6 separate regions of the Mus musculus genome follow, and regions 2, 3, 4, 5 and 6 are each linked to region 1. Evidence: chromatin loops called from intact Hi-C (ENCODE). Cell type or tissue: heart. All regions are shown on one strand. Region 1 holds the start of Gins1 (GINS complex subunit 1 (Psf1 homolog)). Region 2 holds the start of Nanp (N-acetylneuraminic acid phosphatase). Region 3 overlaps Ninl (ninein-like). Region 4 holds the start of Apmap (adipocyte plasma membrane associated protein). Region 5 holds the start of Zfp120 (zinc finger protein 120). Region 6 overlaps Vsx1 (visual system homeobox 1).

Region 1 (4,000 bases):
CCTAAAGCCTACTATCTACAGAGTTACACCCCTGCCCTATGAGAGTTATGTTTGCCGAACACTTACTCAGAACTCTCAGACCTTCTCATTTTTGCTGCGTTCACCTTTCTGGGTTTATCCTGGCTAGTGCGTAGCACCAAAATACTTGACATTGATACATCTTTATCTGTATTGATGTTTTCCACACTGCAAGATAGACTCCAAGAAAGGACCTTGTTTACTGCATTATCTTCAGTATCCGGACCAATGCTTGGCTCATAGTACACACTTCATAAATATTTGCTGAAGGAAAGATAGAATCATCAAGGCTGCGCATGGGTATTCTACTGTTCCCATTTTAAAAGTAAAGAAGTCTAAAGGTCAATAAAAGACTCACCTCCTAGCTGAAATTGAAACTAGACATGGATGAAACTACTGGTTTGTGAATCATAATCCTATAGCAGTATTTTGAGAGTTTAATAGACACTATAGTACCTAAGTATCCCTAATTGACATAAAAAGAAAATCCCTATTTATTTAGCTATCTACCTACTTACCTATCTGTTGCTTTCTGAGACAGGGTCTCATACTCTAGCCCAGGTTGGCCTGGAACTCTCTGGAATACTCTTGCTTCAGCACCTGGAGTGATAGCATTACAGACATGAGGCACAACAAACACCTCAACAAGTGGTTTCTTTTTAAAGTGGGGGCATTGTCCTGTTTGCAGCCTTAACAGATCACGCCACACTCCAAGCAGCCTCCCTTCCTCCAGGAACAGCTACAGGAATATGACAGACCAGTGCTTTGACTCTGAAGTCACAAAATCTTGCCTTCCCCAGCTGACCCAGAAATAGAGGCAAACTGACTTTAAGCAGCTAGCATGTAGCATGAGGTACTTTCCATGCCTACTACCTTGTGGCTTTGGACCACCTCCTCCCTCTGCAACTTTTTTTCTAGGATCTCTGCTTAGTTTGGTGGAACCGAAGTACCCCTCTTCAGAGCCCTACCATACTGTATGTGAATTGATAAGTAGCAAAGCTCTCACTTGAAGAACAGTTTGTCTCAGGACCTCTCTCTGAAACACCTCTCTCAACATTGTCCAGTTACTCTAACAGTCTTGTTAGCTACATTTGCAAAAGAACAAGACAAAAATCTATTATTGTTTTATAGACGTTAACACTTTTTTCAAAAATCAGCTAAATAGTAAGGCAATGTGGCACACACCTTTCATTCCAGCACCCAGGAGACAGAGGCAGGTGGATTTCTATGACTCTGAGGTCAGCCTGGTCAACACAGTAAGACCCAATTTCAAAGGGGGTGGGTGTGGGTGTGAATGAAACAAGTAGGTTTTATGGTATGGTTTTATCTTGGGTTGTGAAGGTTAGAGAATTTTTGTCTACTTGACACAAACGTAATTATATCTGGGAAGAGGGAATCTTGAGGAACTGCCTTCATCAGAATCGCTTGGCCACTCTGTAGGAGTATTCTTAATTAATAATTGACTTGGGACAGCCCAGACCACTAAGGGGAGTGTCACCCCAAGGCCTGGGAAGCCATGGGAAGCCAGTAAGCAGCCTTCTTCCAGGATCTCTGAGTTCCTGCCCTGAATACCCTTTATGGCATGGAACTACAACTGCAAGCTGAAATTAGCCCTTTCCTTTTTAGTTTATCTTTGGTCATGGTGTCTTATCACAGAAACAGAAGGCAAATCAAGAGTATTTTTACTGTTTTTTGTTTGTTTGTTTTTAAGATGGGCTCCTTTAGAACTCCTGAACTGAATTGAAGTAATCTTTCTCTGTCACAAAAGTTCTGGGATTGCAGGCATTCCACCATCAGTTCAGAACCAATTTTAAAACTGCTGTTATCTGCGACATTTTCCAGTTTGTGAATATTTTTAACTGTTTTAAAATCAAAAAGTGCCAGAGCAGAAAGTGCGAAGCATAGAGATCCCATTCTAGTCAGTTTATGAGCCATGTGACCTGCAGAGAGTTAACTGTTTTCGTTTACCAGTTCTGCATACTAGTAATCTCTTAAGGAAAGTTGTGAGAATTAACTGAAATATATGTCATAGTTCCTACCATACTAAAAGTACCCAATAAAAGACGGTTTCTCAGGCTGGGGAGATGGCTCAGCCGGTAAGAGCACTGACTGCTCTTTCAAAGGTCCTGAGTTCAAATCCCAGCAACCACATGGTGGCTCACAACCATCTGTAATGAGATCGGACGCCCTCTTCTGGTGTGTCTGAAGTCAGCTACAGTATACTTACATATAATAATAAATAAATTACAAAAAAAAGACACCCCTCCAATCCCCAAGTCCCTGTTTAAAAAAAAAAAAAAAGGTTTCTCTTTAATGTTAAACAACCGGCACTGCAAAACTCAAACACTGCATCATAACCAGTACTTTCTCGACTTTTCTTCAACCTAAAGGTGCCTCTTGCAATCTAAAGATAATAAATTCAAATGGAAAAAATAAAAAGGAGGAGAAGAATGTGCACTTTACTTTGCTGGACAATCGAAAACAGCCCTTTGTTTCAGCCCACAATCTTAGACGCAATTTACTTTCTGGCTTTGCCAGGGAGGAAACCATTCTCTTTAACCCCAATTTTCCTGAAGCTCAGTGAGGTTGCTCAATAAAATTAAATGTCCCTTCTCGGCCACCGTAGCTCAGTTCTCTCCCACCCACCATCCCCACCCCGCACCAGTGCACTTCTATTGGTTGAGCCTATTTGGCGCCAAAGCGAGGAGCTGGTTGCTGGTGTTGTGCGACTCTGAACAATAGAAGTGCCGCGGCCTGGGAACTAGCGACCGTTTGGGGTGACTTGGCAGTTGACGGGACCACGGGACCCGGGCGCGTCCGTCATGTTCTGCGAAAAAGCTATGGAGCTTGTCCGCGAGTTACACCGCGCGCCGGAAGGGCAGCTGCCGGCCTTTAATGTGAGGAGCGGCGGCCGGGAAGGGGCGTGTCGAGGGCCAGGCCTGGGGGCCTAGGGCGGGGCCTCATGCCTTGGGGCGGAGCCTATGCCTGCTGTTGCTTGCTGGAGGTTTTTTTTTTTTTGTTGGTTGCTGGGCTAACTTTATCTCTTTGCTAGATTCCGAGATCGGAAACAAGTTTGAAACGGGGCCAAATCGTAGGAAGAAAAAGACTCATACTTAGGTTACCTGTTGATTTGGTGACTTGCCCCATCTGAGCGTTTCTTGTTTTCGTTTTTTGAGATAAGTCCTCATGTAGTCCAAGCTGGCCTGGAACTCTATTTAAAAAACAAAACAAAACAAAAGAAATTATGAGTATGTGTCTCACTTGCATGAAGGTGCTTCATGGAAGCCAGAAGAGGGTGTGGGTTATAGGTGGGTTGTGGGTGCCAGAGCCATCCCTCCAGATCCACATGCATTTTTATAGCCAGCTTCTTGATGAGCCAGTAGCATCTTAATATAACCCCAGTAGTTCTGGGGATTGCTATGAAGCTGTGTCCCAGCTTCAGCCTTTGTAAACCATAGATTTGCTTTTCTTGTTTGTAGATTTTGCCTCTCCCCCCCATCGCCCCCCCCCCCCCCCCCCCCGCGCCCCATGTATCTGGGTTCATTCGGCTGGCTAGGAGCTGACACGTCATGGAACAGGGCCATGTGGAATCATGTAGAATGCAGTCTTTATTTCTGGCCTCTTTTGCTCAGTATAATGTATTTGAGACTATTCTAATATTCAGTAGTTCAGTAGTTTTATAATGCTTGTTTTTTAAGGATTTATTTTTAAATTTTGTGTGTATGAATGTTCTGCGTGCATGTATATATGTGGCAGCGTGCATGCCTGGTGTCCACAGAGGTCAGAAGAGATCAGTGAATTCTCCTGGAACTGACGGTTATAGACAGTTATGAATCACCATATGGGTGCTAGATGTGTCGAACCTGGGTCCGGTTAAAGGAGCAACCAGTGCCCTTAATCACTGAGCCATCTCTCCAGCCCCTATTGCACTTTTCTTTCTTTCTTTCTTTCTTTCTTTCTTTCTTTCTTTCTTAATCACTGA
Region 2 (4,000 bases), 130 kb after region 1:
AGGCAAAGGCCAGACATCTTCCTAGCCCCTCAGAAATGATTCAAAATGGTATATGACAGCTGGCATATTACTTTGGGACAGGTCAAAATTTATAAGGAATGTTATATCCTTACAAGATAAAATGCTTACAGCATTTAATTTTGCTAATTTCATAGACCATTTATAAGTAAAGGAGGAGGTGAAAGAACCAAGACTGGAGATATGAATTCTTATGCACCATCCACTATTCATTCAGCATTTATTACATGTCAAACAAGGATAATTAAGATAGCATGTTCCCTTTCAGGAAACTCAGGATTCTGCTGTAGGTATGAGTTGCAAAAAATTAATGATAACATCCTCTGACAGGTGCAGTGAGGGATATCGGAAGTAAAAAATAAGGTACAAAATATAGGGGCAATGCCATGGAGAAACATTGTGGGGTGGTGGTGTGAGATAAGAGTCTTAATATGTTGTTTAGACTGGTCACAAATTCTGAAGCTCAAGGGATATTCTTGCCTTGTTTCCCAAGTCATTTTTTTTTGTTTTAAAAAGTAAAACCCAAAACTCACTGTGGCAGGGATATGAAAGATGAATTGGATGTGGTCAGCCTGGAGATAAGACTACAGCAAAAATTTACATTGGATGAGCCTTTTTGTCATTAAGGGGAGAATAAGCGAGACTGGGAGACAAGAGTGGATGGGGACGCAGTTCACTGAATGAGCGCTGGATGGTACAATCTTCCCATGTATGGCATGAAAGCTACCTGACAGTGTTATGCAGACTAATGCTCAAATTTACGAGGATCTGAGGCTAGGCATAGACAGGGGGTCTGCTGAGGCACCGAGTACTGGGAGAATTGTGATTCAAATGTGAGGTTTAATAGACCTACTTAACAAGAACCAGCCTAACACAAAACCTGAGTCTCAAAACACGGGCCTCAGCTGGATAAGAGCACCTGTTGAGTGTGCCCTGTCTGCAGTCTGAGATAATGGAGGCAGAACACACGGAAGTATGTAACGTGTGAGGGTGTCACAATGCACGGGGCAATCGACAGCGTGGAAATCTTCAGTTAAGACTGATTCCAAGTGTGGGGAGAAGTAGCTCAGGGGAGAACCTGTCTCGGATGGCGAGGAGGTAGGCTCAAACCTCAGAACCAAGAAAATAACACACACACACGCACACGCACACGCACATGCACACCCCAATTCAAAATACCTAGTGACGTTGGCACTTTGGGAGCCACCTAACCACTTGGCAAGCCTATTGTATTCTTGTGGCAGAGACAGAAGCTACGTCCCAGTGAGTGGATTTGGAAATACAGAGAAGAGAGCCCTGATGGAGACAACGGGTGGCAATTTTCCTTAAAACATAGCTGTGCAGAAAAGCACAGTCCAAGAGAGATGTAGGGTTAAAAAATTTTAAAGACCGACACGAACAAACTGTGGGTGCAATGCAGCAAGAAATGTGGAAGGTTTAAGATCCAGATAAACAAAAAACTACCTGAAGACGCATAAGACCCTTAGTATTGAAAGGGCAGGCATTTTTTTGTAAGTGGGCTTTCCACATCTGATACTCCTTCGGTTTCTCCTTGAAGCTGAAGGCAGGGGATGGAAAGTAGGGGTGGGTTAAGAGCAGGACTGGAAAAGGAAGATGTCCGACAGCATCTGTAGCTATAGCTAGGAGGGTGCAGATCAGCAATGCCTCACTAAAAGACTGCCCCCTCAGCATTTTATGTGCCGAGGGTCTCAGCACCAGAAAGCCCGGAAGGCCACAGGGAGGCCTGCAGGGAAAAAAAAAATGCTATGATGTAGGTTAAGTCCAGGCCCGCCTCTCAGAGTTATATAACTTCCTGGGCCAAAGCCTTGTCTGAGCCTCTTCCCCAAAACCCACCGCAGCCCATCTCGCGCGGGGCTGCAGCAAGAGGAGGGCGAGGGGTCTCGTCCCGCGCCGTCCGAGCCCGGGTGACCGCAGGTGGCGGCGACTCTGCAGTCGTGGCAGTTCAGAGTCCAGCACCCGGCCCCACGCGCGGGAAAGAAGCTCCACGGGCACGCAGCGGGGGGACTGAGGGTGCGGAGCGGAGTGCTGGCCCGGCAGGGGAGGGCGACGGCGCGGGGACGTTACCTCCAACATGCCTCTCCTGCTCGCCCCGGCCGTGTCGATGAGTGTGTTGTCCAGGTCAAAGAAGACCGCGCGGACCCGACTCAGCCCCATAGCCTCGGCAACCCAAGCAGCGCGCGAGCCGCTTCTGCCGCGCCGCGCATGCGCAAGGCGGTCAGGAACACCTGGGCGGAGTCTCGGAGGTCACCTGACCCTTCCAAAGCTCCGGGGTCTCCGTGGCAAGATCGCGCGAGATTCGGACACTAAATTTTATAGGGTGCGCGTGCACGAGAGGTGGATGAGTGTTATCAAGGCTTACTGCTGTGTGTGGGTGGATGGTCCTCTCCGTTAATGGCTTGGTGGGCTTGCTTAGGGCTGAGAAGGACATCCGAGCCGTACTGGAGAAACTCTCCAGACCCTTGGCTGGCCTGTCTTTCTATGGTGACCGCACAGTCTCCATCAGGAGATGGGGCAGGAGAGTGTGCCCACCAACCTCGGAACCTAGCTGCCCGGTGACTTTAGCGCTTCACTTCTTGCCCACAGCCTTGTAGGAACTAGAGCCTTCATCTGAACATCCTTTGAAAGATGCTTAGAAGAACTGAAGAGAAATGGGAGTCTCTGCAGTGTCTGCCGAATGGTTGTTCTTAAAAATGTGTATTTGTGTTTCTGTGTACGTGAGTGCCTGCAGAGGACAGACGAGGTCGTCCTGGAGCTGCAGTTGCGGCGGCTGTGAGCTGCCCACTGTGGGTGCTGGGAACTTGGGTCCTCTACAAGAGCAGTATGAGTTCTTAACCAGTGAACCATTTCTCCAGCTCCTTTCCCTCCATCTTTACTCATTTTTCTGAAACTCTGCAGCCCAAGTCTTGTGTGCCTATTAATTGCATGGTTTTCTGTAATTTCTAGCAAGGAACCGAGACTGTCTGTTAAGAACCCCACAAGATAAGTAACAAGGTTTGCCTTCTGTTGGTTGAAATCAACCTCTAATCCTTTTTTATTGATGAAATTTGGAGTCACTTTCACTAACCTGGAACTTATTGGGTCAGCCAATGCCACAGACCTGGTTCTGAGCTTTCGAATTAGGATTGGTTCTTACATTGTAAGTTATTCAGAGAAAATGAGAAAGTATTTCATAACATGTGAGAATTGATTAAATTTAATTGTCTATAGTTTCAGTTTTTGTTGTTTGTTTGTTTGTTTTGAGACAGTGTCACATTGAGTAACTGATTGGCCTGGAGCTAGCTGTGTAGACCATGCTGGCCTCAAATTCAGAGTGATTTGCCTCCCTCTGTCTCCCAAGTGCTAGTTCTCCCAAGTACCACCACATCTGGCTTGAATTAACTTCAACTAAGATCTTTGTCTATACTTGAATGATACTGGCTCCAAGTGGCTTCTGTTCATAGTGAACTGTACCCTACCTGGGTAATATATACAAATTGTGAAAAAATGGCTGGGCCTCCAGCCAGTCAGGCCCAAACCGCCAAAACTATGTAAGGTAAAGGCTGACTTCAGCCAGTCATATTGTTCTTGTCTTTTCATTGGCTACAAATTTAACTTTGAGCTGTATTGTGTTCATAAGGAACTTGTTGGCCCACCTTTGCTTGGCTGTAAAACTTCCTGTGTTTTGAGATAAACTTAACTCCTTTTGGGTGTTTAATAATTGGAATGCAGCATCCTTGAGTCTATGTAGTATACTTCTGCTTTTGCCTGACAGTGACAGAGTTGTATAACTTGACTAAAGACTAAGATGCTTAGCTCTGTACAGAAAAAAAAAAAAAAAAAAAAAAAGCTCCCATAACCTGAGGTACACAAGTCACAGATGGGTTTCTGATGCTCAGTAGAAAGAGATGAATGGCAGACTACCTATAGTTTTTGTATTTTATGGAGCAGAGTCAGAGTTGATGACTTTCCCAAAAGTGTTCCT
Region 3 (4,000 bases), 92 kb after region 1:
TCTCTGCCCTGAGAAGCTCCGCCCCCTCATAAATCCTATATGGTAAGCACCGCCCCTTTGCCAAGTTCCTTGATGTTCATGACCTGAAAGCAGAGGGCAGCCATCCCTGGACCCTCCACTAACTCTCTTTCCTGAGATTCCCTGCCTGCTGTGGCTATTCTGGGAGAAGAAAACCAACAGTGAAGAGAAGCGGTGAAGAGTAGGAGAGGGGCTCCTGAGCCCCTGAGCTCCTCAGCTCTGCAGAGGAGGCTCTCCCCTGGGAGCTGCAGTTTCTGCTGAGGAGGCTTCCTCTTAGAGCTCTATGTTTCCTGGGTCCCCTAGGTTTCAGGAGACCCTTCCCTTGGGACACTGTCCCACCTCAGAGCTGTGTGGTTCCTGAGCTTCTGAGTCCCAGGTTACCTTCCATCCAAGCAGAAACACTTACGCTACACAGAAGGCCTCTAGCCACCATGCTCCTCTTCTCCCACTGAGGCCAAACAAGATAGCTGAGTTAGGGGAAAAATGTCCACAGACAGGCAACAGCTGTAGGGACAGCCCTGCTCTAGTTTGGGGCCCACATGAAGACCCAGCTGCACATCTTCTGTGTGCAGGGAGGCCTAGGTCCAGCCTGTGTATGCTCTTTTGCTAGTAGTTCAGACACTGAGAGACCCGAAGGGTCTAGGCTAGTTGATTCTATTGGTATTCCTGTATAGTTCCTATCAAGACAACTATTAAAAAACAAAACAAAAAAAAGGGCCTCAAGCATTCTCTTATAATAACTTAGACCAACAGATAAACACAGCAACTGAAAATAAGAAAATACTAAAATCTTGAGACCCACAAAGAGAAAGACTTACAAACCCTGTATATAAATTTTGTATCTATCTTTAGATGGTCCTAAACCCTGCCTACCCGGAGCAGCTCCCAACACTCAGCTGAGGATAAAACCTGAAATGAACGTGAGCTACTGCACAGTATGCAGTTTCCAGCCCGAGGCCGCCTTCCCGAGGAAATGAAAAATCAATGTGCTTCAAGAAATTCTAAGAGAACCTACAACATCTACATTGTGCATTTCACAATTCAAGACATAATTCAACATCTGCCACAGAAATTAAGTCGACAAACAGACCAGACCAAACCAAAATCCCCAAAAGCACTCTCAAGAAAAATACACCCAGAGAACACCCCTAGAAGGTCCAGAGGTCGGACCGAGTGGTTTTCAGCCCGTCTGCCACTGTGAACACTCAGGGGTGTGGAAGACAGGTTCTGCGTGTGAACCTTTCTCTGCTAAGACCAGGAACCTTAGCAGAGAAACCATTTTGAAAGGACCAGATGGAAGTTCCAAACTGAAAGCCAAGTGTCTGCAACTAAAACCTCGTCTGACTGCTTAGCAACAGCATGGAGATGGAGGAGGCAGAAGCAGGGACTTCATTTCATAAGGGGAGAGGCTGCCCAGTCTTGAGAATAGGGAAAGAGATCTAAGGCATGTGTGCACACATGTGCACACACACAGAGATGTATACGTCCAACAACGATAATTAAATAAATTAAATAGTTAAAGCAAAAGAGGCCATCATTTGAAAGAGAGCAAGAGGGGAGTTGCACTGGAGTGTTTGGAAGGAGCAAAGGAAAGGGGGAAATGAGGCAATTCTAATCTTAAAAAATATAATAAAAAAAAAGAAAAGCCCCAGAGCTGAAGAGATGGCATAGCAGCCAGCAGCACTGACTGCTCTTCCAGGTTCAATCCCAGGATCCACGTAGCAGTTTACAACTGTCCCTGACTCCAGTGCTGGGCATCTGATGCCCTCTTATGGCTTCCACAGGCAATGCACGCATGTGGTTCACAGACGTGCATGCAGGCAATATACCCACACACTTGAAACATTTTTTTTTTAATTTAAAAAAAGAAGAAGCCTCAAGACTAAAGAGTTAATTTCAAAGGCCCCAAACACAAATGCTAATAGAGCCTTTTCCCTATATGACCTATGTTTCTACACATCTTGCTCTTCTGAGTGGTTTGTTTTGTTTTGTTTTAGTCAACTGACCTTAAAGGTTGAGGGAGAAAAACAGAATGGGGCCTGGGAGGCTTTCTGAAATCTTGCCTCACGGCATGCAGGTCCTGGGATCGCCCCTCAGCACATGACTGAAATCTGGCAGAACATTTTCATAAACAAAACTAACATTTTTTTATGGAGGCAGATCCTGAGTACATTCCTAAGCACTGATGGATGGAGTCTTACAGGGGAGGCATCATGACTGTGGCCAACTGACAGGTGAAGAAAACGCAGCAGGCAGACGCAAGCAATTTGCCCAATGCTGTGGCAGAGCAAACCCTCTAGCTGTCTGAAAAGTTGTTAGCAGGCCGGAAAGATGCTTCAGTGGGTAAGAGACTTAGCTCTGCTAAAATAAATAAATAAATAAAATAAAAAATAAAAATAAAAAAAGGTGTGGCCTAAAAGCACAGACACAGTTCTGGGGTTCACTGGCCAGCCAGTCAAGCTAGGAATAAACCAAAAGCCACCAGTGAGCTCCAGATTCAATGAGAAACTCTGTTCTATGGGAGTAAAGCGACAGGTAGAGCAGGATACCCCATGTCCTCCTCCTCCTAGGGCCTCACTCACATGTGCACGTGTGCCATTGACGTCACCACACACACACACACACACACACACACACCCACATGCTCTTACACCACTGCTTTCCCACTGGCTTTGCTGTAGATGTCTCTAACTTGCTAAAGAAGTTGCCTTCTACAGACCTCCCCTGTCCCCTACAGGAAGCTGTTTGTCTCTACTTCCCTGTTCTCCAGAGAGGAGTAGCCTTCAGCTTATCTTCTCCTGATGGGGAAAATTATGTCCTTTGTAACTGCACTGGAGCCAATCCAGAGAAAAGAAGCTAAAAAAAGATGTGAGTTCTAGAACTTTCTAATCAGAAACCTTTCTTTAGATTCACAGAGCCGGGAAGCCCCAGTAGCTTAGAGAAAACAGCGTTGCCTGGTATCAGAAAAGCAGACCTCCCCACGTTTCTAAGCGCCCTCGTGTTAACCTACCTTCCTGACTCCCTTTGCAGGCCTTGCATCTACCCATAACACCCCAGCAAGGTGGTCTTTGTTGGCCACAGGCTCCACGATGGCTGTCCTAGTTAGGGTTTCTATTGCTGTGATAAAATCATGACCAAAAGCAAGTTGGGGAAGAAAGGGTTTATTAGGCTTACACTTCCAAATTGAAGGAAGTCGGGGCAGAAATGCAAATAGGGCAGAACCCTGGAGCCAGAAGCTGATGCCCAGGCTATGGAGGGGTTCTGCTTACTGGCTTGCTCCCGGGGCTTGCTCAGCCTGCTTTCTTATAGAACCCAAGATCACCAGCTCAGGGATAGCACCACCCATATGGGCTGGGCCCTCCCCCAATCAATCACAAATTAAGAAAATGCCTTAAAATTGGATCTTATGGAGACATTTTCTCAATTAAGGTTTCCTCTTTTCAGATAACTCTGGCTTATGTCAAGTTGACATAAACTAAAGAGCATACTAGCTTTCTAAATAAGTCTTTTTCTTTGTCCAAATAACTGGTCCCTTCAGTGGTTGGCTTTTTCCAGTGGCAAGAAACATGGGTCTTGGCTATAAGGATATAGAGCTGATTAAATGAGTCCTAACTCCAGTTATAAAACAAACATTAAAAAAAATATTTCCTCATTCCTACCAACAGTACACACACATTAGGAATGTTTAGTAGCTAAATAAATGTTTCAGAGTTGGAGAAATGGCTCAGCAGTTAAGAGTGCTGGCTGCTCTTCCAGAGGACCAAGATTCTATTCACAACATCCACATGGTGGCTCACAACTCACTAACAACTCCTAACTCAAGTTCCAAAAGGATTTAATGCCTGCTTTTGGCCTCCACAGCACTGGGCACAAGACTGGTGCACAGACATGTGTATGCAGGCAAAACACCCATGCACATAAAATAACATTTTAAATTAAAAATATTTCCATGAGCCCAGCAGTGGTGGCGCATGTCTTTAAT
Region 4 (4,000 bases), 300 kb before region 1:
ATGCACCACATCCCTTCATCACATTGCTGGTGACCAAAGAAATATTTCTAATATTTCTATCATATAAGTTAATTCCACAACTTTGAGGCTGATCTAGATATTCAAAGTACAAAATTCTGGTCACCAAGTTGAAAAGTCAATTTTAAATGTCTTCTAGTACGGTTTAAGGAGCATGCTTCATATGTGGGCTAATAGTGCATTTTGAAAGTCAGAAAGACTGGGGCCCAAAAAAAATTTTTCTTTTTAAGGATTTACTGTCAGTAACTACTGTCCCTATTACAAAAACCTGCAAGGCCGAATTCTCAGAAACACTGCCAACAATGTCAGTCGGTTCTCTACTCCACGCTGAGGAGTACAGACTGCGCGGCGTCAATAGATGCAGGAGGAGGACCTTCGCAGAAAGGAAACCCAGCATCTTTTCTGACTTCTCTTTAAGGAAAGTGAATAACAAGGAACGCGAAAGAATCGGCTGACGGCAGTGGTCAGGTGGCTGTCCCAGGAGTATCAGAGGTTCCAACAAGGACAAGTCGGGAAGATGCGTGCAACTAAAGAAAGGCAAAAGGCGTTGGCTCCAGCGGCTGGGTGGCAAGAAGGGACAGAAAAGGTCCACAGCAGCGTGAGGGAGGACAACCAGGTCCACGCAAGGCCTCGCCCCGCAGATTGTCCTGTCAGCCCGAACCCGGCTCCTGGGTCCAAGCCGGGATAATGAGGAGGGTTCTCTCCCGTGGGATGATCCCAGCCCAGGTCCTGCCTACCTGCCCTCCTTGACCTCCGGGACCTGGCCATCGTCCGTGACGACCTGCGGCCGCAGGGGCCGACGCTGCCGCAGCCCGTCCGCTTCGCTCATTCTGCCGCCTCTCCACTGACACCTCCAACAGCGCCTTGACACTCAGCAACGCGGGTTTCAGAACTACTCCCTGGCGCGAGGAAATGACGTAAACTTAGCGCCGGAGCTGCAATGCAGGCCCCGCCCCCTTTTGGAGATTGGCACAGCAGTAAGGCTCCACCCCCTGGCCCCAGCCTACAGCTGCAGGCAAATGGTGAGGGGGTCCCTCCCTCAGTGAGCCGAGTCTGGATAGTGAGGCTGTAGCGGGTCTTCCTCAAGTCCGAGTGCTGGGCGGTGAAGTCTGCAGTAACAAGCTTGCAAAGAGAAGATGCCACTGATTCTTAACGAAATGTGTTCAATGCAGTAATCCCCGCCTGAACTGTTATCTTTTCTGAAAAGATTCCGCTAAAGTTCAAAATGTGTCCTTTTGGTTAAGATCAGATTTTGACTGCTAGATCGTCAAGTGGTTATACAATAGACATTTGATAAATTTTCTAAAGGGAGTTACCTAAAGACAGGCCCAAGTAGAAAAGACTGCTAATAGCAAAACTTTAGGAATCATGAAGCAACCACCAGGTAGTGCTTCCACGGTATTACAGCGAGTCGGACATACTCCAGGAGGTGAAGTGAGCAGACTGCAGGCAAATCCCTCCTTTCTGGAACTAATGAGAGCCATGACTTCAATACATGTAAATTTTAATACAGTGGTGATTTTAAAGAGAGAAACTTGGTCTAGTGGAAGCATTTAGCCGGTGAAGGAATGTGGGGGTAGGATTGGAAGAGAAAGGGCGGACAGGAGAATTTCAGGCAGCAATAACCAAGTAGGGCATTGGGAAGGATCTCTAGGATATAGGTGCTGGATTTTGTACCTCACTTGGGATTTTACAGAAGCAAACATGCCATTATCTTTTCGGCACTAGATGGCGATAGAATGCCACCTCAATGTTCTTTTTCCTCTCGCTTGAGGGAAGTGGAGATTTCTTAACACAGTTCTGTAGGGATCTCAGGTTATATATAATCCAAGGCTTGGCAACATGGTACTTGATTCCATCATTGAAGACAGACATTATAAAGATAATATCGTGGGTAATTGTAACAACTGCTGTGTGGGTCTGGCGCCTACCTGGAGACCTGAATGGCTTCCCCTTCTGATTGCATGTCTCTGACTTTGTCATGTTACTCCTTGTTTCCTTGTGATACGTTTTTTTTTCTACCTCCACCTAAACCACTTTTATCATCCAGAATCCATCTCAAGAGTCATTGCTGAAAATCTCTCATTAACTCTCCAGAGTATCCCCGTCTGTGGGAGGCTCTGTGAACATTCCTGAGCTGTCACAAGTAGCCAGTTACATCCAGTGCCTGTTACATGGATTATGCGTATCCTATGCCCAGTGTGAAACACATGGGCCAAAACAACCCGGAACACACACACGAAGAATAAAAAAGAGTTGAATACACTGAACTTCCTACATAAAAGGAATTCACCAGACGACCTGTGAGCTCCTCAGTTATGGAAGACTGTTCATGAAATTCAGGGCTAAAGTTAGAAATGGTCTTGGAACGGATCGGTTAGAGTTTGTAAACTAGGAAAGTGTCTGGAAGAGCCAGTGGCCATATCTCTAAAACAAATAAGTCCACAGGGAATTGCTGGGAGATACACTCATGGCCTTATCTTGAAGCACATGAGTCTGAATAAGCTGGGGTTAGAATAGGCTGAGCTTCGATCATTTGTGTTATGCAATATGACTTAGGGGTTTTCTGTTTGCAAGTCACGGTAAAGTCCATTCTGCTTGTTGTATGTGGTCTTAGTGCTCTCTTGTCCCACATCACCCTCCAGCCCTGCAGCCAATCAGCATTACTGTCTCATTGTACCAACTGTTTGCACAAAGAGAAATGGGACTGCCATGCAAGGTTAGCTCAGGTTTCCCAACCTCAGCACTGATAACATTTGGGGCGAGATAATCCTTTGTTGTAGAGGTAAAGTGGCAGTTGTCATGAGTATAGGATATTTTGCACCACCCCTGGGGCCTTTACCCTTTAAATGTCAGTAGCACCCCACCTAGTTTAGTGCTAAAGTTAATCTGGAACACCAAAAATTTGTGAAAAATTTGGTCCTCAGCATGGGTGATACTGGAAGGTAATGGCATTTGTAAGGAGTTGGCCCTACTGGGACACTGGAGGCATGCCTTTGATGAGGGTATGGGAGTTAATCCCTTTTCTCTTTTACTTTTCCCATTTCTCCACATTGGAGTAGCAATTGCTCACCACATACCCCCACCATAATGTACCACCACAGACCCAAAGCAGCCAACTGATCATAGGTTAAAGCCTTTACAATCCTGAGTCACCGTAAACCTTCTATAAATTGATTGCCTCAGTATTTATTATAATGACAAGAGATTAGAAACAAATAATATTTTTTTAATATCTTGAAACATTGCCCAAATGTCCTGCAAGGGACAAAAGGGCCCTTGACTGGGAACCACTGGGTGAGACTACTACACATCCTGGGACTTACGATGCAGCTCACTTTCGCTGAAACGCTCGTCTACACAGACGACATTTATCACAACAAAAATGGGGCCATCCCAGCATGGAAAAAGAAGCACATGATATTATGCAGTCATCTCCCAATGTGGTAAATTAGACAAAATAGAAACAAACCTGAATTTAGTCTTAAGCTTTACCCTCTAATCCCATACTGATTCAATTCTTTATACAGATACTTCCCAAATGCCTGTCAGGTCCTAAGGGTTGTTACAAAACAAAGGTCCTCAGATGTGTCTATATTCATGGTTGTAAATGGGGAGGGAAGATAGAAAACATAGATGACTGTTATAAAGGAGTGGCACAAAGGACAGGCTAGGTATCCTGAGACCTTCAGGGAAAGCTGTGCTGACATAGGAGTAAACCAGCGGAGCATGTGCACCAACTCTGGATAAGTAAGATTCCAGATGAAGAGCTGGGAGGATAGAGAAGGGCAAGAGACAAAGTAGGAGGACTTGAGGGGTCCTGAGGTTGGTGACCAAGGGGTGATAAGCAAGGGTAGGCTTCAGGGTCCACTGATGAATGATGAACCATCTAAAGGGGACAGCAAATGACTAGAAAGTGGAAAGAAGGGCCCAGAGAGAGAACTAAATGGTTAAGCACATTTGCTCTTGTAGAGGGTCCTGG
Region 5 (4,000 bases), 770 kb before region 1:
AAGATAGCCAGGGCTACACAGAGAAAACCTGCCTGGAAAAATAAATAAATAAATAAATAAATAAACGGAAGAAAGTATCAAAGCTGTGATGGGGGTGTCTTGGATAGGCTGTCTTATGCCACACAGGCTTCTGAAGAACAGCATCCTGTATACTTCTTACAGGGGGAAAATGGAACAAGATACGAGACTTTTATGAAGTCAGCACAAACTACTATACAGTGAGAAAACCACAGGAAGGAGCTAATAAAAGAAAGCTGGAGAAACAGGAAGAGAGAACCTCTCAAAAACGTTCCTGACCAAGCCCACACTGGACTCGGGACTGACAACCATAGCCGCATGTGGTGGGATCTCAGGGTCTGAAGCAAGCCATCCCCGAAGGCCCTGGCCCCAGACCTCCACCCGCTCTCCCAAGCACCGTCCTTGCTTTAGAGAAGGAGCTCTATTTTATTCTCAGCACTTCAGGGCCTTAGGGGAAGCTCCCAAGCCTGAGCCCCAGGCTGGCATTGGCTCTGGAGACCTAGAAGGAGCTGTTCTATGCCTTGCTTGACCAGGCCAGTCCTCACCAAAACAGTGTTTTTCCTTTTCAAAAGGTTGTCACCAGCTGTAGTCTTGCCCATGTGGCAAAACGATGCTTTTCTCAAGAAGAAAACCAGACCTTTATGGCACACCAGGCCTTAAAATTGGTTGTGGCCCTATTTTACCCCTTGGAGCCACTTGTTAGAGACCTGCTCTTTGAAGTCAGGATGGGCCTAATTCATGATTGTAAAGCAGAGTTGTCTCCTATGTTATGGTTTGTGGACAAATGTCTGGACAATCCTGGTACACTACCACATGTATTCTAGCATCCTATTCTCCATTCGGCCTTTTTAGCATAGCACATACCTGTGTGGAGTTTTAGGGGCAGTCCTTTCTCACCTACATTCGACTTGCCGTCACTACAAGCATTAGTCTAGATCCTTTACATCAATTTTACTCTTCTACATCACCGCTTAATATTTGAGTGCTATCCGACACACGAGATGCCTTTTACAGGCTCCACAAAATTAACTCGAAATGGGTCTTATACCTACCTGTAAAATGCCTAAATGCTAAGGCCAAAACTTACTATAGAAACTAGGGCTCTCCGAGTTTGGCATCCTGCCAAGGGTATTTCTACACAGAAGCCCTTTCCCCAAATGTTTTGTGTAGATGCAGCCACGCTAGTGAGATGATTCAGTGCCCACCGCCAGGTCCAGAGAGAGAGAAAAGGACCACAGGGAAGCTCACAAGTCTCAGCTTCTGTCAGGCTGCTGTTTACTACTGAGCCCTGGGACGACCCAGCACTCCAGCCCCCTTGGCTCAGCCGCCTGCTCCTCCCCTTTGTGGGAGACCGCCTGGCACTTACCATGTCGGAACTTCTGGGCTTGCCTGAGGTCCCCGCACCCAGGAGCGGTACACAGAACACATCAAGCAGAAACATTCGCGACTGCCAGCTTTAAAAGAGGAACTTGCAAGATCGCACCCGGAAGAGCCCGCCTTCACTTTTGAGTGGCAGATCCGGCTGGATGTCCTGATTGGCTAGTGAATCTGGAGTGACATACACACCACCCATAGGATTAGAGTGTGTTGAAGGGACACAGAGGAATAATTCCAGGCACAGGTTGCCAGCAGAGGCCAGTCCTTTTCCGGGTCTGTAGAAATTTGCATTTCAGTACCACCTGTGTCTGTCTTCCAATTGCTTGCTGGTCTTTTTCCCCCACCCTGGTCAGGGGAAGACCCACAACTCCAATTTGCTGTTGCTGAGTTACCCGCCTCTCTCCACTGTGGGCCACATTGCAAATTTGGAGCTTTCCAAAGCTCCAGTCACAACACTCAGTAGGCACTTCCGCTTCTTCCTTTTGGAATCATTGAGACTTTACTTAGGGAATGTTGATAAGTTCACATATAGGTTTGCCTACCCCTATGCATGCTATGTTAAATCCTCTTCTGAACTTGATCACAAGGTAAAAGCAGAGATTTTTAATGGCATATAGCTCAAAGTCATGCAGAAACATTTTGTAAATTATAAAAGTGATGGACAGAAATGCCTCTAGAATGTCCATCTTCTATTACAAAATCTTAGCTAACCATCCAGTAAATGACGCTGTAAAAGTAGATGGCTAAGGAGCCAATGCTGCCTGTTAATCATTATCTGTGATCTAACCAATAAATGTATCAAAATGTATAGATACAAAAATGTATCAATGTATAGAAAGAACAGAGAACACTAATGCAGAGGACCAACCTCACCTAGGTCTGGATTCCTAAGAGAAGGGGTGTTCGAGAGCAACAGGGAAACAAGCAACTAGAACTCAAATCATGGGTCCAAGCTGCTGGCTTATGTTCTGCTGAGATAGCATTCCAGATGAGATGGCTTCCCAGACTGCTTTCTCTGTGTCTGTGTGTTCTGCTCTGCTCTAGACAGATTTTACCTTCTATTCTAAAACCTCTGAGGTTGAGACAGCTAGCTTTCTGCTTGAGACAGCTCTCTGCTAGTAAAAATTCTAAACGCTCTCTGGATAGCTCCTCAGTTTTCTGACCAAAGTCAGAAAAAACTGATCTAAAAAATTCGTGGCTTTTCCAACCAATTCAAAAAATACTGTTAGAAAAATTCTAAAAGTAATTCTTGGGTTTTCAAAATCAGAAAGGAAAAAAAAATCTGCTGTGTTCACTCTTCACATAGTCTTCTCTGGATAACTGCTAGAAAATATTTTAACAGAGCTGTGTCGCCTCTCTAAGTAATTCTTTGGGTTTCTAACCTCAGACATTAGAATGTTAGAAAAAAATCCTGAAGAGCTGTGTTTGCTTTCCAGAGATATCCAGATAGCTCAGCTCTCAATACTGAAAAAAACATTTTAAAAAGTAGTGCAGTATCTTCCTGCTAGCTCATCATATGCAGATCAAAAGCCTGTTTTTTTTAATTATATATGAATTTGGTTATTTATTCCAGGATCCCTTTTGATTATCCTATGAATCACCAGCCCATAACCCCAGCTCCTTGATGCTTAGGAGACAGCAAGTACATTTTATTTATTTATTTTTAACAATGTAAAAGAATTCAGAAATCTTGCTTAACTCTGTTATGTAGCTGGGTAGGAGTGTGCTGGGGGGACACAGAGTAGTTGCAAGCAGTGGAATGTTTCTATTGAGGCTTACTGGGCTATCCTAGTAGGTATTTGGAAGACTCTGCTGCTGAGAGTGACTTGTACTGTGCAGACCTGGCCCAAGATGTTTCAGTGAAGAAGAACTTCAGTATCTGGCCTAGAGACTGTTTTTGGTGAAGAAGATGGGTGCTTTATGCCCTTGTCTGAAGAGTCTACCTGAGACTAAGGTAAAGAGATTTATATTAGTTGTATTGACAAAAGAAGTCTTTAAAAAAAATCTCAGCAGAGACCTTGTTCTCTTGTTTTGTCTTATGAAGAGTGTTTTAATGAAAAGGAGCAAGCAGGAAGGAAGAGCTACATCCAAGAAAAGAGGTTCCCATTTTCCAACTTTATTAGAATATGTGTGTTAATTTGTACTAGAAGTCATTATTCTTCTTTCTAAGTGGTTCAAGGAAGATTAAAAAAAATAGTTGCTATCAGCACATTCAAATAGGATGTCAAGGGGCTGGAGAAGGGTCTCGGTGGTTAAGAGTACAGGCTGCTCTTTTAGAGGTCCCAGATTTGAGGCCCAGTATCCACAGGACACACATCCATGTGTGACTCCAGTTCCATGGTGATCAATCCCACTTTTCTGGCCTCTACAAAGCATCAGGCATGCATGGGACACATAGATGTACATGCAGTCAAAACTGCCATACACAAAAAATATTAAATAAAACAAATCCTTTCTCTCAAAAGTTGAATTCATCAGGCTATTTTTATTTCTTTCTTTATTTTTAAACAACCAACCGAATACATAAATATGTAAGTAAGTAAGTAAGTAAATAAATAAATAAATAAATAAATAAATAAGTGAATGGGTTGGTGTCAGAGGAGTA
Region 6 (4,000 bases), 230 kb before region 1:
AGAGTCAAAAAGATCGAAACTTTGTAAAAGAGGACACAAGACACAGAATGTGGGACACACACACACACATACATTTAGAGATCCCAGGAAAGAGAACACAGAGAGGTTGAGTTAAAAGCTGCAGCATTTCTGTTATCAATGAAAGACTTCAAAAATCATGGACACACACAGAGTCCAAGCAGGCTAAATACATTCTACACCATCACTTACAACATCCTAGGCAAATTATCTAACAGTGTTGTTGTTATAAAACTGGAGAAGACAGACTTCCAACCCAGGAATGGGAATTGGTCATCAACCTTAGAAACATAGATGTATCTTATATATAGGACAGTTTCACCTCTACAGAGTACCTATGAGACATACTTTCAGTGTCTCACCAGTGGGTGAATATAAACAAGTGTTAGTGACAGGAAATGTCTGTTATGGCCATGGGGCTAAGAAAAACAAGATACAGACAAAATCCTGGGCAACAGGAGCACAAAAGGTGACAGGTCAGAGGCAACTTCCTAGAATCCTTTCACTATTTGAGGAGTTCTAATCTACATTTAATAGTTATGTGAGACCAGCCACATGTAATACAGAATGTATAACTTCTAATCTAGCAGAGGGGGAAATGGAGGAAACTGAATGATGGAAAGAGGAAAACATAGATGTTAACTAAGAAACTAAGCATGGCAGGAAACGCAAAGCGTGCACACACAGAGACACATAGACAGACACACACACAGACAGACACACATATACACACAGAGAGACACAGACAGACATACAGACACACACACACAGACACACACACATATGCACACAGAGAGACACAGACAGACACACAAACATATACACACAGACATACACAGAGACACACAGATAGACACACACATATATGCACACAGAGACACACACACATATACACAGAGACACAGACACATAAACATATACACACAGAGACACAGAGACAGACACACATATACACACAGAGATACAGAAACAGACACACATATACACACAGAGATACAGACACACACACATATACAGACAGAGACAGACACACACATATACAGAGACACAGAGACAGACACACACAGAGACACACACACATATACACAAAGAGACAGACACACACAGTGACACATACACACAGACACACACAGAGACACACATACATATACCCACAGAGACACATATAGAAACACACACACACACACACACATAAACAGACACACACATGCTGATAAAAGTAAATGACTAAGTTGACGCTGTAGTAACAATAGGTCCACTGCACAACACAGTAACTATGGATAACAACCAACATCTGTTGAAATGACCACTGTTGGATACTTTTCTTGTTTCTGTGATCAATGCCTGTAAAAAACGAGCAAACAAAAAATCTTAAAGAAAGAAGGGTTTGGTTTTGGCTCATAGTTTGAGGGCAAGGTCCATCATGCTGGGGAAGGCTTGACAGCCAGAGTGTGAAGCAACACGTCACATTTTGTCTGCAGTCTGGAAGCAGAGAGAGGTCAATGCTAACAAGAAGCTCACTTCTTTTTCCAACAAAGAATAGAGGGTCTTTGTTGGAAGGGAATGAAAGAGAAATCCTGAAATGTCAATGTGAGACCGAATAAAATCAAGATGGGCCACACTTGGAAACTAAAACATTTCAAAGCCTGTTCAGAGATCAGGGAACAGAGAGGAAAAACAAGACTGGTGGTGTTGAGGGCAACTGGGAGGGCTGGGTAGAAAAAGGACAGAAAATTTCTCTAATGCAAATAGTTATCTATGGCTTTGCAATGGACAGAGTGGATGCATGTTTGCAGTACCTGCCAGTAGGTGGCGCCATTGTGCCATTTGTGATAAACCGGGTCCTAAAGCTTTTTTCCCCCAGGGTGAACTTGTAAACTTGAGGACCAGTAAACGCCATAGAAATTTGAGAATATCTGTTTCTTCAGCCAAGGCAGTGGTCCTTGAGAGGAGCTGCCCTCCATACCAGATTTTACCTGCCTGTTTGTCAGAAGTGTGGTTCTTGTTTTGTCAACAAAATAACAAAGGTGGGAACTAAAGTTTGAAAACTGGAAGGCTCACGAACTCTAGCCTAAATCAGCGTTTCAAGACCAGCTTTCATGAGTGAGAGAGAAACCCATGAAGACTTTCGATGCTTTTGGTTTGCATGAGATTTCAGTTACCCAAGGACTAGAACTCAGTACCGTCACTTAATTTTGTTTAGAAATTAGTGAAAGCTTCAGCTAGATTAGAGACGTTCCCCTCATCTCCTGCTCTTTATTCATGGCCTGCCTTCTTTCTCGTTCTTTCTCTGTACTATTTTGTTCCCTGTCTGTAGATTGATCCCCTCAACCATAAATCAGAAATATTTCTAAAGCCCATAGGTAAGTGAACATGAATTCATTCCCCTTATCATTTCCTAGATGACACACCCTTCAGCCATCTACCTGGCATTTACACCGTGTTAGGTGTGATAAGTCATCTCGAAGGGACTGAGCTGTGTGGGAGGGTGTGTGCCAGGTCTATGAAGACAACTGTGTTGGATCAGTTACTTTCTGTTACTGTGAGAAGCCACCCATTGAGCTCCCAACCCTCCTCCCTCGACCTCCTGGCTGTCAGAAATATAGCTGTGCACCACCACACCTGGTTTCATATGAAGTTTCTAGGAGCCTGATGTTTCATTTACTGAGTGCCTTTCTTCTGTGGATACCTTTGTGTGGTGTGAGTTCCTGTCTATGCACTTACATGTGTGGGAGTGCACCTGTAAGGGAGGTTCCCATGGACATATGTATGTATGTAGTGTGTGTGTATGTAGTGTGTGTGTATGTAGTGTGTGTGTGTGTATGTGTAGGCACAGACTTAAAATTAATGTTAGGCATCTTCCTCTATTGTTCCCCACTTATTTATTGAGGCAGGGCCTCTCACTGAAGCTACCGATCACCAATTATGGCTGCTCTAACTAGCCAGCTTGCCCTGGTGGTCCCTCACTTCTGCCTCCTGGGTTGGATTACAGGCAGACCACCATGCCTGTCTAGCATTTCCATGGATTCTGGGGATCCAAACCTCAGACCTCATGCTTGCACAGCAAACATTTTATCCATTAAGCGGTCTCCTCAGCTCCTTCCTCTTCAGTGTTTTCAATATCTATCAATATAACCTTCTTGTACAGTCTGAGATGCTAATAAATGTGTAAGCAGTTTCCTTCATAACATCAAAATACCTTAGCATTGCCAGGTTATGTGTAATATTAAAAAAATACCTTTGTGTGCTTGGTGTAGACCGGCATACAAAGAGCATGTCTGGCCTTCTGTTGGGTTGTAAACACTGAGAATTATTTGCACATTTCACACTTCCATTTATGGCGCTAAATAGAGCTGGGAGGTGGGTGTATCGACTTTGGGGGTTCTAGAATTAGGATGATGTTAGCGTTAGAAATCTTCTTACCTTTTTTCTGTGTACCAGAGCAATGTCTGTACCATTAAAATGCTTTGTTGAACTTTTAAGAATTCAGGTGTGGCTTAACCATCGATCCACAGCCATATTGTAGTACAATGCTCTATGGATTCCTTGCTTAATGATCTTTAATATTTTGTGCTTTTGCTGATTTAGTGCTAGTGGTATGCATTACCTAAGGGGAAAAAAGTGCCATTTGTAGATTTTTTTCCCTAATAAAAGCGTATGGGTTTGAATTTTGTTATTATTTTATTTTGTTCTAGTATGGGGGTATTTGGTCTGCTTATAAGTCTGTACCCTTCACACATTCCCAGGTCCCACAAAAGCAGAAAGAGGGCATTGTATCACCCACAGTGGAGTTACAGGTAGTTGTGAGCTTTCATGTGAGTGCTGAGAGCTGAACCCAGGTCCCCTGAAAGAGCAGTGAGTCCTCTAAACCACCAGCTCCCCAGCCCAAGTTCTGAAGAGTTTTAAAACAAATTAATGAACATACTGGTTATTTTAGTTGTGAATAGTGATTTTTATTTTATTTGTTTTTTTTTTTTTTTTA

Evidence for each region. Hi-C counts contacts between places; a loop is a spot of excess contacts. Peaks named below come from ENCODE experiments on the same cell type or tissue, not always from the same donor. Only the 100,000 strongest peaks of a DNase experiment are listed, where the experiment ranks them.
Region 2: a loop joins it to region 1, with 5 times the contacts of the local background. A loop is called at or near these places in 4 of 42 quality-filtered maps.
Region 3: it touches region 1 in a loop (2.0-fold over the local background); 6 of 42 quality-filtered maps call a loop at or near these places.
Region 4: it touches region 1 in a loop (4-fold over the local background); 10 of 42 quality-filtered maps call a loop at or near these places.
Region 5: it touches region 1 in a loop (5-fold over the local background); 3 of 42 quality-filtered maps call a loop at or near these places.
Region 6: a loop joins it to region 1, with 3.0 times the contacts of the local background. A loop is called at or near these places in 12 of 42 quality-filtered maps.

The regions. Positions count from the first base shown.
Region 1 is chr2:150,906,879-150,910,878 of GRCm38, forward strand. Gins1 (GINS complex subunit 1 (Psf1 homolog)) reads left to right here and starts at 2,716. Exons shown (of 7, transcript NM_027014.1): 1 at 2,716-2,915. The coding sequence starts at 2,841. In heart, a CTCF peak has its summit at 2,230 (motif pointing left); a DNase peak (open chromatin) is centred at 2,863; H3K4me3 peaks cover 1,460 bases; H3K27ac peaks cover 1,592 bases.
Region 2 is chr2:151,037,134-151,041,133 of GRCm38, forward strand. It overlaps Nanp (N-acetylneuraminic acid phosphatase), which reads right to left and starts at 2,246. Exons shown (of 2, transcript NM_026086.2): 1 at 2,104-2,246. The coding sequence starts at 2,193. In heart, no CTCF peak of the experiment used is centred here; a DNase peak (open chromatin) is centred at 2,288; H3K4me3 peaks cover 2,576 bases; H3K27ac peaks cover 2,419 bases.
Region 3 is chr2:150,999,185-151,003,184 of GRCm38, forward strand. The region is part of intron 1 of Ninl (ninein-like); the gene reads right to left. Among named protein-coding and RNA genes, the nearest start is that of Ninl, 8.2 kb to the right of the region's middle. In heart, a CTCF peak has its summit at 1,787 (motif pointing left); a DNase peak (open chromatin) is centred at 1,797; H3K27ac peaks cover 697 bases.
Region 4 is chr2:150,607,633-150,611,632 of GRCm38, forward strand. Apmap (adipocyte plasma membrane associated protein) reads right to left here and starts at 935. Exons shown (of 9, transcript NM_027977.3): 1 at 756-935. The coding sequence starts at 847. In heart, CTCF peaks have their summits at 1,016 (motif pointing left) and 1,737 (motif pointing right); DNase peaks (open chromatin) are centred at 949 and 1,729; H3K4me3 peaks cover 1,747 bases; H3K27ac peaks cover 1,430 bases.
Region 5 is chr2:150,135,184-150,139,183 of GRCm38, forward strand. Zfp120 (zinc finger protein 120) reads right to left here and starts at 1,495. Exons shown (of 4, transcript NM_181266.2): 1 at 1,385-1,495. The coding sequence starts at 1,459. In heart, no CTCF peak of the experiment used is centred here; a DNase peak (open chromatin) is centred at 1,558; H3K4me3 peaks cover 1,519 bases; H3K27ac peaks cover 730 bases.
Region 6 is chr2:150,676,753-150,680,752 of GRCm38, forward strand. It overlaps Vsx1 (visual system homeobox 1), which reads right to left. Exons shown (of 5, transcript NM_054068.2): 5 at 3,950-4,000. Among named protein-coding and RNA genes, the nearest start is that of Vsx1, 10 kb to the right of the region's middle. In heart, a CTCF peak has its summit at 1,821 (motif pointing right); no DNase peak of the experiment used is centred here.